2 separate regions of the Mus musculus genome follow, and region 1 is linked to region 2. The links are chromatin loops, found by intact Hi-C in ENCODE. Cell type or tissue: gastrocnemius. All regions are shown on one strand.

The links. A loop is a pair of places that touch in the nucleus more often than their neighbours do. Peaks named below come from ENCODE experiments on the same cell type or tissue, not always from the same donor. Only the 100,000 strongest peaks of a DNase experiment are listed, where the experiment ranks them.
Region 1: a loop joins it to region 2, with 2.0 times the contacts of the local background. A loop is called at or near these places in 2 of 42 quality-filtered maps.

What each region holds. Positions count from the first base shown.
Region 1 is chr5:121,778,962-121,786,961 of GRCm38, forward strand. It overlaps Atxn2 (ataxin 2), which reads left to right. Exons shown (of 25, transcript NM_009125.2): 9 at 457-635; 10 at 2,372-2,581; 11 at 4,896-5,078; 12 at 6,254-6,451; 13 at 6,798-6,905; 14 at 7,373-7,443. Among named protein-coding and RNA genes, the nearest start is that of Mir7031, 36 kb to the right of the region's middle. In gastrocnemius, CTCF peaks have their summits at 3,696 and 5,014; a DNase peak (open chromatin) is centred at 5,403; H3K27ac peaks cover 638 bases.
Region 2 is chr5:121,709,920-121,717,919 of GRCm38, forward strand. Atxn2 (ataxin 2) reads left to right here and starts at 1,690. Exons shown (of 25, transcript NM_009125.2): 1 at 1,690-2,357. The coding sequence starts at 1,717. In gastrocnemius, CTCF peaks have their summits at 3,564 and 5,020 (motif pointing left); DNase peaks (open chromatin) are centred at 1,552, 1,894, 2,526, 2,914 and 2 more places; H3K4me3 peaks cover 4,286 bases; H3K27ac peaks cover 5,371 bases.

The DNA.
Region 1 (8,000 bases), 69 kb after region 2:
GACTCATGGCGCGAAAGCTGGAAAAACTAGAGAGAGGCGAACCTTACTTGAAAATTCAGCTGTTCATGATGCTTGCTCTGAGAACACATGAGCTAAAGGCAGTGTGGGGTGACTTAGAAAGGAGAAACGATGGCGCAGTGGTTGCTTGTATTTGCAGGGCTATGGGTCTGTCATTTACTCAAAAAAGTAGAATGCCTGCTGCATTGTGGGTAAAGCTGATTCTACCGGCAAGGTTCCATAGCTGAGTCTTCCGATTTCCCTAATCATCACTGTGTCAGGATGAAAGTGAGCACACCTTTTTAAAGTGCTGGTGGCCGAGACCTGCAGGGCTGTGTGGCCGTGTGGTGAGACTGAGGCTTGTGTGAGAGACAGTCTTCTATTTAGTGTACCTTTCAGTGTGTTTTGTTAGCCCAGTACTTTTTAGGATAAATGATTTAGAGGATCTCTCATTTCCAGGGACAATAAATATATTCCTCCTGGACAAAGAAACAGAGAAGTCCTATCCTGGGGAAGTGGGAGACAGAGCTCACCACGGATGGGCCAGCCTGGGCCAGGCTCCATGCCGTCAAGAGCTGCTTCTCACACTTCAGATTTCAACCCGAACGCTGGCTCAGACCAAAGAGTAGTTAATGGAGGCAAGTATTTTGACCTTATTTGTTAATGTTTTGATGAAATACAGAACTATCTAAACATTTAAGAGTTGGCATACCTGATAGGAATGTGCATGCCATTTGTGGATTTTTTGGAGTAGTTTTTATTATCTATAATGTAGTTTGTTTTGTGGCTACTAGACAGTATAACACTGTATCTGTCATTGGCGCGTATAGGGTGACAGCATGTCCTGAGCTGTTTCATCCTCTCATACTCATTTGGCCTAAGACACTCCACAGACAGACAGAATGGAAACTTGAAAGACACTGGGTGATGAGGCAGTGGGCATAGTTCATGAGAAAGACCCTGAGTTAGTGCAGATTCCTTCATTAACTGTGATGATTCCATTCTGCGTACTTCAGGGAAGAACTTAGGGTGATTTGTAATGTCAGAAATGAGCAAGAGTCAGGTGACGAAAGTCATCAGAGAACTGCTTACAAACACAGCACAGACAACCTTTGATTTCTGAGAGTAGGTATTAGAGTGTAGCAGCTTGGAGCTTTAAGTAGGAAGGAAGGCATTTTGTGTAGTGTCCCCAGTCAGTTGAATACAGATTATAGGTGAGTATAGAAATCTGGAAGATGGGACAGCAGAAGCGAATCATTTAGAAATATGGTAGCTGACAGGGAAAAAGAGTGGACAGCAGATTCAGGGTTGAAGTTTAGAGCACCGCAAGCTGGGTGAGGCAAGTGCCTCATGCTGAGCAGTCAGGCTCCATAGGCAGTCTGAGCCAGCCTGGGTTGTGTGAGACCTCGTGTAAAGAAAGGGAGTGAAGTATGTCAGCCATGTAAGAGCAGAATTCCTCTCCAAGGAAACACTCTTGAGTAGTTCTCCTGCTTAGTAACGATGGTGACATTTCTTTGCTCACTGAGTGAAGATTTTCAGTTGTTTATGAATAGAATTTTCAAGTTAAAAACGTGAAGGGGGCTGAGAAATGTATGATACTCCAGTGAGTGGAGCCCCCTAGACTACTGGAGAGGAACCCTGGACTGTTGACTAATTACCAGGGACATTGCTGACCGGGGCGGGGGGGGGGGGGGGGGTTGTCCGTGCCCTGATGTCAGGTTTGGGCCCCGAGGCTTACAGGCCCCTGTGGTGTACAGGCAGTAGATAGACGGGGCCATTCATTCCTGTGCATCAGGATGAGATTCTTTTAAGCATTCGAGAAAGCAATAGAAGTAAGCTCTCATTTCTACCTGAACAGGATGTGGCTAGTGACCTTTGAAACTGATATTTCAGTTCAGATATAGGCCTGAGGAAGCTCAGGTGAGAGTAGGAGAAGAGCCTGGACAGTGGCGTTAGAGGCTGCTGTTTGTGTTTATTGTTTGGGCCTGCCTTCCCGAGCAGGAGTCAGTGTGTTTATTGAGGGGGTTATCTGTGTGTGGGACATTTTCTTCACAAGTGATGGCTGACAACAGCTGAAGAAGTAGGCATACTAGGCAGAGTCTTAACTGTCTTCTTCAGTAGTATGTGTAGATCCTAATTAACCCTTTGGGAACGTGGATTCATTTCAACAGACTTAATTTTAAGGAGGTTAAAGTAAAATGTGAATTTGTGTCAGTTAAGTTGTACTAAAACTTATCACAAATCAAATGACTGTCCTCAAAGGGTTAAATGTACAAGAAATCATTTTTGTCATTTTACTTTTTTTTCTGTTTACTTTTTCCCTCATTTTTTTCTTTAGTTTTTATACTTTCCTTCATATCATTTGTTCTGTCAGGTGTTCCCTGGCCATCGCCTTGCCCATCTCCTTCCTCTCGCCCACCTTCTCGCTACCAGTCAGGTCCCAACTCTCTTCCACCTCGGGCAGCCACCCCTACACGGCCGCCCTCCAGGCCCCCCTCGAGGCCCTCCAGACCCCCGTCTCACCCCTCTGCTCATGGTTCTCCAGCTCCTGTCTCTACTATGCCTAAACGCATGTCTTCAGAAGGTACAATACCACGATTTGTTCATGTTTTTGTTTGTCTTTGTTTAGCTCCTTTGTGAGGTTATGATTACAAAATAGTTTCCTCTTCATTATTTAATAACCTATAATTTTTGTGTTTTAACTTTAGTTTATTAAAGCTATTTCTAATAACCTTTTGTTCACTAGATTAAAATTTGATAAGTGCTATGTATAAAGCCCTGCACTGCCCTGCATATAGAGATGGGCTCCGACCTGTCTGGTAATAGTACTCCTGTGCAGCCCAGGAAGGTCTCGGCCTGGACAGTAACAGTGATGAACTGGGCATTTCTGCTCCTGGAGGTGGGTGGGGTTATGGAGGCTGCCACATTCAGCTCCTTGGTAATGGTGCCAGCGAACCTTCCTGTTGGCCAAAGGCAGGAGTACTATTTTGGGGTTCTTAGTGATCCATGACATCCCTTGTAGTGGCCTTGTACGTCTGCCCTCAGGTAACAGTAGTATTTAGAGTGCCTGAGGAATTACTAATTTAATTGAATAATTATTTTAAATTAGTTTTATAATATCACTGTAGTGGAAGGCTGCTTTAATCTGTGGGGAGACCTTTATTTAAAGTTTATCAATTACAAAACAGGTATAGATTTGAGCCTTTTCTGTCTTTTTGGCTCATGCCAAATTGTGTGTATTTGTTGCTGAATTCACCATTGTTGCATGTCATATACTTTGATTAGTGGCACATGCCTATAATCCCAGTGCCCAGGCCACAGGCAAGAGGATTGCTGAAAGTTGAGGTCAGTTTGTCTCATATATAATGAGTTCTAAGGCTGCCAGGACTATATGGTGAGACCCTATCCCAGCCACCCTGACACCCTGCCCGAAAAAGGTAGCATTCTGATTTAATGCAGGTTGTAAGTTCTAAGTAACAATGTCCTTTGTTCAGAGCATTTGTGTTTATATTCTAATCACCTTGTCTTGGTAAAATCATAGTGAATATAACTGATCAAGACCATTAAAGTTTTCTAAAGAAGGTGTTTGGGAATAAACTATATTGGCTACTGTTAAATTTTTGCCCACACAGAAGGGAATTCAAGGCAGAAGAATACAATGTTGCAAAGGCAGATGTCACAGACTTTCAATGCGTGCCTCTCTGGTGACTCCTAGCAGCAACAGGGAGCTGTTGCAGACGTTTGGGTGGAGGTGCTTATTCCTCGAATGTGTCAGAAAGCATTGCATTGTAGTCAGATGAAAGGGCTGCTTTTGGACTGCCCAGAAAGCGTGCCATGGGAAAAGTGCAAAAAGAGAAGTGACTCCACAAAGATGACTTCACACACACACACACCAGCACATACAAACCCAGTCCATACCACACATATCCTATAGTAATGAATACATTTTAAACATTAAATAAGGGGAAATTCTAACATGAGTTAGCATTTCCTCAGAGCACATGTCTGACTGTGTTCCCACTGAGGACACAGCAGAGAGCATGTGCTAGGGTCCTCATCATGGCCTCTGAGAGGAGGGGTAGTTCTGGACTTGTGTGCTACAGGCTGTATTCCCAGAAGTCCCCATGGGTGGCAGAGACAGTGATGGTGACTGTCGTCAGCTCTCACAGTGCAGCTTTCTGCAGACTTTCCTTGTTCTGCTCTTACAAGCCAACCACGCACATGTGAGGACGGCTTGGGCAAAAGATGGAGAGGAGATCTGAGGTTGCTGCTTAAATTCCTTTTTCCCCTGGGGCCCTGAAGGATGTAGCTCAGAGATAGAACACTAGCCTAACAAGTATGGGCTCCCAAGTTTGGTTCCTATCAAAAAAAAAAAAAGGTTTTTGTCTCATTTTGGAAATAGTAAAATCTGTTAGAAAGATAAACTGATAATATCCCATCATGCATCTGTGCTTCCTACGAAAACGTTATTATAACTTATTTTTAAATGCATGTAGTTAAACACTGTTGGGCCATGTTGTTATATTTCTCACCATCAAGTTTATTTCCTCCTTGCTTTAAAAGTAAAAGGAAATAAGGCTGGAAAGATGGGTCAGCTGTCAGACAGCTTTCTGCTTTCCAGAGGAACTCAGGTGCACACCCTCACACAGACACATACACACAATATAATTAAAAGTAAAACAAATTGTAAAAGGGGAAAATAAAACATACTGACATAATTGACATACCACAAAAGAATTCTTAGTGTGGCCAGAAATCAATAACAGTGTGATTCATATTCTAACCAATGAAAACCTGCTAAGGAAATAAGAGTTATATCTGTATCTAGTAGGAAAAGCAGTAAGGTGGGCACCGCAGGACTGATGTGATATCCTGTGGCATCCTTCTGTCTTCCTCAGGACCCCCAAGGATGTCTCCAAAGGCACAGCGCCACCCTCGGAATCACAGAGTCTCTGCTGGGAGAGGCTCCATGTCTAGTGGCCTAGAATTTGTATCCCACAATCCCCCAAGTGAAGCAGCTGCTCCTCCAGTGGCAAGGACCAGTCCTGCAGGGGGAACGTGGTCCTCAGTGGTCAGTGGGGGTAGGTATGACACTGCAGAGCTGAAGATCTGAGATTAAATACAGATTAAATGTGGTGGCATAAGCAGCTGTTGCCAGTTACCATGGTTATCAAGACACGAGTTGAAGGAACTGTCCCATCCCTCTGGAACTCTGACCCTGTATACATTTTGTAAACCTGCTTAGGTTTCTTACTGCTGCGGGTTTCCATGGCATCCGTGTGTGGAGTAAACAGATAGTCGCTTGGTGCTCCTCAAGGAGTAGTCTGCGCCAGGAGAGGCTCAGCTTTTGTTATGAGTCTCTGACCGTCAGCAGCTGCAGCCAAGGTCCTGCTTGGAGCAGATTTGGAATTAGGCCAGACTGCTTGGGCTGCTGAGTTGGTCTTGTTGGTCTGTAGTGCTTCCTCCCGGGAGTCCAGAGCTAGAGCTTGTGCCTGTTCTTTTGGCCTTACCAGGAAAAGGTCTTTAAGCTTAAAAAACTAGACAGACAGTGCGCTCACCCCTGTAAGGTGTGCAGTTGTAGTGATTGTCCTGTAAATTTCTTTGTGCTATTCTTCTTAGCCTTTTAAACTGAAGATTAACAAGAAAAGAAGCTTGAGGCGTTTTAACCCTATTATAAATAAGCAACCTTTTATAAATACAAGAATAGAGACAGTTGAGGGATATAGTGAGAATCGTGTTACGGGGTTGGTCTTTCCATGGAAAGTTAGAGTTGTGAACAGTTTCCTTCTATAATGTTTGATTGAACCATTTTCATTGACCCCTTTAGTCTGAAGCCTGCAAATAGGTTTTTATTGGATTAGGAAGCATTAAGCAGTTGTGTGGAAGGCGTTCATTCTGTGTTACGTACCCCTTGAGGCTAGGTGCGTCCTAATTTCCTTCAGCACTGGCGGTGGATCTTTATATTGCAAGTAAAAGCACATAGGCTTGGCAGCAAGCTACCATCAATTTTATTTCGTGTATTGATGGAAGGAGAGGAGAGAGGCATGGTAGAGATCTCTCACCTTGAATAAATGTTACACTTTGAATGTCGTCTTTTTTTTTAACTTAAGTATGCTTTGGCTTGCCATTGAACTTGACTCAAATACTTAAAAGTTCACTCATTTAATTAGGAGGGAAACCACGGTGGTACTTAGAGATTGTTGACTTCTGCCATAAGATACTTCTGAGAATTTAATGAGTATCTTTTTGCTTCTAGTTCCAAGGTTATCTCCCAAAACTCACAGACCCAGGTCTCCCAGGCAGAGCAGCATTGGAAACTCTCCCAGCGGGCCTGTGCTTGCTTCTCCCCAAGCTGGCATCATCCCTGCAGAAGCCGTTTCCATGCCTGTTCCCGCCGCATCTCCGACTCCTGCCAGCCCTGCATCCAACAGAGCACTGACCCCATCTATTGAGGGTATGCAACCAACACCTTTCCTGTTGTAATCCATGCATGGCCAAGAGTTGTGTTCTCAATACACAGTGATGCTTTTGTGGATGCAAGATTCTGTCTCTGGTAGAACTATTCCATGTATATTAACTAATGTCTGGCATCAGAGGCTCTGGCCTGTCCTAGTATGACGTGCCTGTTGTATGAGCATGGTTATTGAATTTTGATGTGATGACTAACAGGGAATAAACTCAGTTTAATGAAACCCATTTTCCCCTAAGCCAGAAGGTTAGAAGTGTTTGGTATTTACTCACACTATTGTCCTAATTTCTGTCTAATACTAGTTTTTTGCTTTTTTAAACTTGTTTTCTAGCAAAAGATTCCAGGCTTCAAGATCAGAGGCAGAACTCTCCTGCAGGGAGTAAAGAAAATGTTAAAGCAAGTGAAACATCACCTAGCTTTTCAAAAGCTGACAACAAAGGTTAGAGTTTGTTAAAGTTTTTTTTTTTTTAAAAGATTTATTTGTTTATTATATGTAAGTACACTGTAGCTGTCTTCAGACACTCCAGAAGAGGGAGTCAGATCTCGTTACAGATGGTTGTGAGCCACCATGTGGTTGCTGGGATTTGGACTCTGGACCTTCGGATGAGCAGTCGGTGCTCTTACCCACTGAGCCATCTCTCCAGCCCTTGTTAAAGTTTTTAGACACAATTATAGAAATAGCAAAGTGTTTAGCCAGACAGATACTTGCATTGCTAGTCTTTACGTGATAGATCTGTCTTCATTTCTTATTTATCTCTTCCCCTCAGCCCCAGTGCTGAGATTAAAGATGTTATAGAGGTGCACCAACACTCCTGGCCTCTGTTCTCATTTCTAACATTCCATATTTAACAATTTTAAGTTTAAAGGTAAAAGTAAATTGGAATCTAACAGGTTTTGGTTTTACAGGTATGTCACCAGTTGTTTCTGAACACAGAAAACAGATTGATGACTTAAAGAAGTTTAAGAATGATTTTAGGGTAAGTTCTTTATCGACTGGTTAGAATTAAAAAAGAAATAGCAAACATAATGATTTTTATGGCCAGTTCACAAAAGTACACTATTAAAACACACGCACACACATACGCTCTTGTCTTAAGTCATTTGTACAGCAAGCTAAACTTCTTTTCAGTTGTTTTTCATGCATATGAGTGTTTGCATTATGTATTTGGGCTATGGGTCTGCCTGGTGTCCTTTGAAACCAGCAGAGGGCATAGGATTTCCTGGATCTGAAGTTGCAGATCGTCATGAGCTACCATGTAGGTTCTGGGAACTGAGCTCAGGTCCTCTGGAAAAGCAGCCAGTGCTCTTAACCACTAATGTCTTTCTCCAGCCCACAGGGTTTGAGAGAGTGTGTGTGTATGTGTGTGTGTGTGTCTCTAGTCTTGTTTGTCTGTGAGTAGGTATGTACATAGTACTTCAAGTGCCCTCTGAGGGCAGAAGAAATTGTTATCATTTGGAAATGGGGTTAAGGCAATGGTGAACCGCCTGATGTGGGTGTTAGAAATTGAATTTAGATTCTCTGGAAGAGCAATAA
Region 2 (8,000 bases):
TGTAGGTTAATTGAATTTCAACTGGACTACTAGTAACTCTTATATACGTTCTAAGTTTTTCTTTTTAATTATTCACAGGTGGACCAGGGGTGTGGAGCTGGAGAGGCAATGCTATACTCCCTATCTAAAACTGACACCCCAGATCCATTTTTCTCTCTTTTTTTTTTAAAGTCATATTTATGGCCAGTCATGGTGAAGCAGGTCTTTGATCTCAGCAGGCAGGTGGATCTATGTGAGTTCCAGAACAGCCAGGGCTGTTACACAGAGAAACCCTGTCTCGGAAAAAACCAAACAAGAACAAAAACCACCACCGACAAGGTCATACTTATATTGCTTATATATGTGTGGCACAATCCAAGGGTGGAGGGCTGGGGACAATTCCAAGCATTTAAGTTTTCTTCTTCCACATGCCAGCTCCAGGGTTGAGAGTTAGGTGGTGAGCTTAGGCAGCCTGGGCCTTTACCTTCTGAGCTATCTGCTAGCTACTTAAAAAAAAAAAAATCCATGTAGACCAACAAGTCTGGAACTCAAGAGATCCAGTTGCCTGTCCAGAGCTGGGATTAAAGGCATGTGCCATAACCAGGGGTAACTCTTCATTGAATTGCCCCTTCTTGAGACTGGGTCTCTTGTAGCTTAGCCTGGCCTAGAATTCCCTCATGAAGGTGAAGATGACCTTGACTGTCTAATCCTCCTTCCATTTCCCAAGTGCTCGTACTACAGGCAAGAACACCATGCCTGCCTTTAATTCACTGGAATGACTTTAATAGGTTGAGGGTTTTTTTTTTTCCCTCGGCCCATCACCTTCTTAAGCAATTTCACTTAGAAAAGAAAGAAAAAAAAAAAAACCAATTTAAACTCATTTGAAAAAAGTTAACCATTTGTTTCCAATTTAATTACAACACCTTAAAAAAAAAAACGGACCAGTGTTTGGTGGCCTTCCCGAGTTAAAGTAAAAGTTTTTAAAAGGGGTCAAGGTCTAAAGTTGACATTCTTGGGAAAGTCTGTTTAGTCTTCACCGAGGGAGACCCCATCACCCAGTTCTACTACCAATCAGGTCCATTTCCCTTCGGGTCCCCTGAAGGAGGAACTAAGAAGTCCGAGCGAGCTAGGGGGAAAAAAAAAAAGAGGGTTCAAATGAAGGTCAGAGACCCAACAGTTCGCCGGGGTGAATAAAGTGGGGCAAAGTGAAGCAGCTGGCGGTGGCTTCTGAGGCGGCAAGCTTCCCCACGCTGGCAGGGCAAGTCGGCACGCAGTGGCACCTGGGGGCCTACTGTGTGCCAGGCCCCGATTGCAGGTCCCCGCCCCGAAGGTGCCCGCAGGCCATCCTCTAAGTTGTGATTTGGTGGGGTGGGGGTGGGGTGAAATCAAGGTCCTCCAAGGGGGTCGAGGACACCCGAGCAGCTCACGGCGCCCGTCCCCGAAGCAGATCCCGAAGTTCAGACCCGCCTTGGCGAGGGCGGATCCCTCCTGGCCCCCTCCACGGCCCTAGTTCGACCCCGGGGAGAGCGAACGCGGCCCAGCGCTGCGCCCCGCTCCTCACGTGTCCCTGATCGGCCCCCCGGGCCGTCTCACGTTCGACTTCCGCCTGACCCTTCCGACTTCCGGTAAAGAGTCCCCCCCCCCACCCCCGACACCTCCCCCGCCCCGGGTCTGTTTCGCATCTCCGCGCCCTCCAGGCCCGCGTCAACCCCGTCCGCGTCCGCCAGCCCGGGTCCCATGCGTTCGTCCACCGCCGCCGCTCAGCGGCCCGCGGCGGGGGACCCCGAGCCGCGCCGCCCGGCGGGCTGGGCCGCGCGGCGCTCGCTCCCGCGGACGGCGCGGCGCGGCGGGCGGGGCGGCGCGGTGGCGTATCCCTCCGCCGGCCCTCCCCCGCGCGGCCCCGGCGCCCCTCCCCGCGGGCCGCGCTCGCCACCCTGCGCCTCAGACTGTTTTGGTAGCAACGGCCACGGCGCGTCCCGGCCCGGCTCCCGGCGGCTGCTCGGTGTCTGCGGGCCTCCCCGCCCCTTCGTCGTTGTCCTGCTGCCTCTGGCCCCCGCGGCCACGCCGGCCCGCGCCTGCCCGCCCGGCGTCCGCGCGTCCCCGCCGCGCTCCGGCGTCTCCTCCTCGGCGCGCCCGGCACCCGGCTGTCCCCGCCCGGCGTGCGAGCCGGTGTATGGGCCGCTCACCATGTCGCTGAAGCCGCAGCCGCAGCCGCCCGCGCCCGCCACTGGCCGCAAGCCCGGCGGCGGCCTGCTCTCGTCGCCCGGCGCCGCGCCGGCCTCGGCCGCGGTGACCTCGGCTTCCGTGGTGCCGGCCCCGGCCGCGCCGGTGGCGTCTTCCTCGGCGGCCGCGGGCGGCGGGCGTCCCGGCCTGGGCAGGTGGGTGTCAGCTCCCCCAGCCCCCTCCGCGCCGGGCCGATCCCGCGCCGCTCGTCCCCTCCCCCGCCTCGCGCCCCGTGACCGGCCGGCTTCGCGATGTGCCGGGGGGCCCGCGGAGGGGCGGGAGGCGCCGGCAGATTCCTTCGGGCTTCTCGGGCCGTGTCCAGCCTCCCGCACCATCGCGTCCCCTCCCCCCAGACGGCCAAGATGGACGGCCCTGGCGGCCCCCTGCCCCTCCCGGGTGTGCCAGGGGCGATTGGTATCCCGCCCCACCCCCTTGCTGCGCCCCCCCCCCCGATAGAAGGGCGGCTGAGCCTGGGTGCGGGTCGCAGGGGGTGGGGGGATCCTCTCCTGAAATGAGCCTCTTTGCCGGGTGGGGAGTCGGGAGGGAGGAGGGGAGATTGAGGCCCAGCCGCCCCAGGTAGGGTCAAGCCGGGTGTCCTGCATATCTATCCCCCGCCCCGCAGACCCTGGGAAGGTGGGCGACGGAGGCGAGGTGGGTGCCAGCGGCCTAACGCACCCATCCCCCTTTAGATCTGGGGCGGCGGGGTTCCCGCAGCGGGCCGTTCTTCCCCTCCCCCCCCCCAACTGGGGAAGGGGTGGGAGTGCCCGGCTCCCTCCAGGCCCGCCTCCCTCCTTCCCCGCAAGGTCCCCTGCGCGCGGGTGGTGGCCGATCCGCATTGCTGTTCCTCGTCCGCGGAGCAGAAGGCGCCTTTGAATAGAGGTGGGCGAGGGCCGGACTCTTGAGGTGGGTTGGCCGCGGGCTCTGGACACGCACCGCATTTTCCCTCCCAACCCCCCCCCCCCCCGGCCCAGTTCCTGCAATTTTTAGGGGTGAGGCGCCGCAACAGAGGAGTTGGTGCGGGTCCGAAGGCAACAACTCCCGAGTGTTGGCTTGCGCCCTGGTCCCCCTCTCCCCTTCCCTGGGCCCGATCTCGTTGGTAGGCTGGGGTGCTGTCCTGTGTGACTGGACTCTGGAGGGTGTGTGCGTGCGGGGGTGGGGAGTGGTGGGGGTGCTTGTCAGTTCGTATTTCACGAACTAAGAAAATGCTTAGTGTTAAAACGGAGAGGCAGATGCCAATAGACTCCATTCCATTGTGGCCGGTGTCCTTAACTTGGGAAACGCCGCCGCCAGAGCTTACCAAGGGCATGCAAGTCCTTTTCCCCTGTGCCCCTGTGTTACAGGCACTACTGTGCCTCCCTCTGGCCTAGGCCTGGCTGGCAGGGCCTGGAGCAGCCTCCTCCTTAAATAGACATCCAGGACTTAGGAGGTGGGCAAGGGGATTTTTCTTGTACGGAGTTTTCTTCTTAGCCGCATTGTCCTGCTGTCCGTTTCCAGAGAGTGTTCCTCTACAGCAGAAGTTAACCCCTAGGGTGAATCAGAGCCGAGGTTTTAGGGAATTCTTCTGGGAACAGTATGTTTTTTACTTTATTCCTCCACACTCCCAATTTTCCCTAACATGAGGCATTTCAAACCCTGCTTAGCTTGCCTCGTTCAAGTTAAACCATCATTTTATTTCCCCATCTCTGTGAAGTTAGGGTTTTGTAAGTTGTTTCTTTTCTGTCCTTGACTTTTAGTGAAAAACGAAAAGATACTTAAATGTAACTTTAAGGATGCATCCTGTTTTTCTTTGCTTTTTCATGTTTTCTCTTTAGTTATCAGAAAGTGACGTGTATGTCACTTTCACTCAAATACAAATTAAAGCTAAAGTTCCTAGGCTTCACCAGCTCTCTTTAGGCTTAAACATTAGATGGTAGCTGAGTTGACTCCACAGGGAGGTGAGCAGGGTGTGAGTGCCAGCAATCTTTTTCTGCAGTTGAGGTGCTGCAAAAGTGAAAGGCATTTCGAGTCTTCCTTGCTTCAAGTTCTTTCACTTGAAGCCTAGGTTTTTTTTTTTTTAAGAGTTTTCGTCCAATACTGGTACTCAGAATGTGTGAGTTTGTTCTGTACAGAGCCTTGGTTAATGTCATTCTCTCATTACTGTCTCTGTGGGTTCCTTGTAAATCCATTATAACTTGTAGAGTTTTGCTTTTGTGTGTGTGTGATTTAAAATAGGACTGGCTGCACTGAGGAAAGGAGGTGTAGCATTGGGGTTGGTGAGGTGCTTCAGGGGGTAAGGGCAATCAACTGGGATTCCCATACCACCAACCACCACCACCACCACCACCACCACCACCACCTCAGCAGGAAGCAACTGACTCCTGCTGCAAGCTGTCCTCTGACCTCTACACACCTGCCAGGGCATGTTCCCCTCCTCCACAGTAAATAAACTTAAAAAAGAAAAGGCGTCATGTTTGAGATAGCAAAATGTTCTTCCCAGCCTAGAAGCTCACTAAAGCAGTCTTTCACTTCTGGGCCTGCCCAGAGCCTGGAGCCTAACCCAGGGCCTTGCTTTTGCTACTCAGGCAGCCTGGGTCTGACTTGATTTTTGTGTGAATGGAATTTTGTGATTTTTGAGAAGAGTTTTTTCTTGTCAACACTCAAGAGGCCACTTTCTTAGAAAAGAACTGTGTGTGATCACTTTTTAAGAATCTTACGGGCTGGCGAGATGGCTCAGTGGTTAAGAGCGCCGACTGCTCTTTCGACAGTCCTGAGTTCAAATCCCAGCAACCACATGGTGGTTCACAACCATCTGTAACGAAATCTGATGCCCTCTTCTGGAGTATCTGAGGACAGCTACAGTGTACTTACATGTAATAAATAAATCTTAAAAAAAAAAAAAAGAATGTTACACAGTTGCACTGGAGATTCTACTTCTTACTCTTAACTTTGACCTTTTGTGAGGCTGTGCTCTTGTGGGATCGAGGCTTCCCCTTTAATCGGGAGGGTTTTTTTTTTTTTTTTTTTTTTTAAACAGTAGTGTACCTGCTAAACTAAGTTTCTCCCTGCCGGCTCGGACTTTGGTCTTGACGTTCCTGGTTTTGTGGAGGTGGTATGGTGAACTTTTTCATACTCGGAGCTTTTTGTTTCATCTTAATTTTTCCCTAGAGAAAGTGCCCAGGAGTGGTTTCACTAGGTCAAGGACTCTTAAGGTTTTATGGCTCTCACAAGCTGTGCCATGCTATTTCTCAGAAGACTCAGTGGGTTCTGGAGCCAAGAAGGCAGCTCTTTGGGGGATGGGCTCTGTGGACTTGTTGGATGCTCTTGGGGATGTTGCATTCAACAAGGCATGTGCTTTCATGGATACGTTTCCTGGTCGTTTCTACTTTTAAAGATTTATTTTTGTATGTATAAGTGCTTTGCCCGTTTGTATGGTATGTGTGCCCAGGGTCCACAGAGACCAGAAGAAGAGGGCCCTTTATTCCCTAGAACTGCAGTGACAGACTGCAGTGAACACCATGTGGTCCTCTGCAAGAGCAGCCAGCCTTTCTAACCCTGAGCCATTCATCCTGTCCCTCTTGATTATGTCTCTTTGAAGTTTTCCAGGATTGTTTTTTATGTGTATGGATGTTTTGTGTGCATGTTTGTAAGTGTCTTCATACTTTACTGATGCCCACAGAGACCAGGAGTGGGCTCTGGATCCCCTGGGATGGAGTTAGGGATAGTTGTGAGGCCACCATGTAGGTGCTAGGTTCCTCTGCAAGAGCAGCCATGCCGGGCTTGGTGCCACATGCCTTTCATCCCAGCCCAAGAGATGGGGCAAGTGAATCTTTGGAACTTGAGGCCAGCCTGGTCTATATAGGGAGTAGACTTACAACAAGTGCTCTTAACCTCTTCAGCCCTTGTATTTGAATTTTACATGAGCTTGCACTGAGACTGTGTATGAAGATGTTTGGGGGTCTGTAGTGTATAATGCCAGTGCAGATCCATGGTTTCTGAAGGAACTGTTCTAAAACTTTCTGGCTGTTAAAAAATTGTTAATCCTTTTTTATTTGTGTTATTAGCTGTTAGTTTATGATCACTTTTGAAAAAAAAAGTTAGCTTGTGGTGAAGCATGGTGGTAGGATTAACTGAAGGAGGTTGAGGCAGGAGGATCATGAGTTACAGGCCAGCCTGGGCTACACATGTACTGTTCAGAGGTGGTGTACACCTTTGATCCTAACACCGGGGAGGCAGACAGGCAGTCTGCTGCTGTACCGAGCAGCCAGGGCTACGCAGAGAAACCCTGTCTTGGAAAAACAAGTTTAATTTGTTTATGCATACCTCTTGTCTGTCTGGTGCCTGTGGAGGTCAGAAGAGGAGGCCAGATGCCCTAGAGCTGTAGTTATGGACGGTCATTGGGCCACTGTGTGGATGCTGGGAACTGAGCCCAGGTCCTCTGCAAGAGCGGCCAGTGCTCTTAACTGCTGAGCTACCTGTCCACAACCATGCCTTTATTTTTTGAGTTCAGATCTTTTGTATCCGATTGTTCTTGTCCTTGAAACTTTGGTGTGCCTGCCCAACCCCCTCCCAACTGTTGGGATTGTAAGTGTGCACCTGCCTACTTTATGCAGTGTTGGGGTGGTCATTCAGAGCTTGTCTGCATGCTAGGCACACGTTGTAGCTACATCCTCAGCTCCTAGTTAGTGACTGCACTGGGAGTCATCATGGGTTAATTCATATCCCTGCCTTCCTTTCCTCTTTATTGGGTTTAGTGGTTCGAGGGGCAGCATCTACTTTGTAGACCAGGCTGCTCAAAATTTTGTTTGCTTTCTTTGTTTTGAGACAAATTTGTAGCCTTGGGCTTAAAGGCTTGTATCTGTCACTCCTGGCTTATAGGCTTAGACATTTTTTTAAATTTACTTTTTAAAATTTATGTGTGTATATGTGAGCTTGTGTGGTTGTGTACCACATGTGTGCAGGAGCCCTGAGGAAAACCAGACCAGGGCACTGAGTTGGAGATGGAGGCAGTTGTGAGCTGCCATGTGGGTACTGTGGACTGAACCTGTGTCGTCTTCTGGGATAGGTAAGCATTTGTAAGGAAGGAGTCAGCTCTCAAGTGTGACTTGTAGCTTTTGTTTTTGTTTTTGTATTCTTTTTCAGACAGGGTCTCTTACACAATTGTGACAATCCTGAAAGTCACTGTGTAGTCCCGGCTGGTCTCCTAATTCAGAGAGATCTACCTGTCTCTGCCTTCTCAGGTGCACTCTCAAGCCTGGGTTAGTTTTGGATTTTTAGTTGTTGTTGTTGTTTTTGACAGGGTTTCTTTGTGTAATAGCCCTGCTGTCCTGGAACTTGCTTTGCAGTCTAGGCTGATCTCTAAGAGATAGACCTGAGTGCTGGGATTAGAGGCATGGGCCACCATTGCCTGGCTTGCCTGGAACTCCTTGAAGCATGCATCTTCTTGCCCCTGCCTCAGGCACCATGGCAGGCTCCCACACTTACTTTAAAAAAAAAAAATGTAGCCTAGGCTGGCTCACAAGCACATTTGGGATTTCAGGTGTGTACCACCATCCTCTACACTTCACACTTTAAACACCTTTTTTTTTTCTTTAAAATTACATTTGCAGGGCCTGGAGAAATGGTTTAGTGGTTAAGAGCACTGGCCACTCTTCCAGTGGACTGGGGTTAAGCTCCAAGCACCTACAAGACAGCTCGCAACTGTCTGTAACTCCTGTTCCAGGGATCTGACTCCCTTACACATGCAGGCAAGACACCAGCATACATAAAATACAAAATAAATTACATTTTGAGAGAGAGAGAGAGAATACATGAATGTGTGT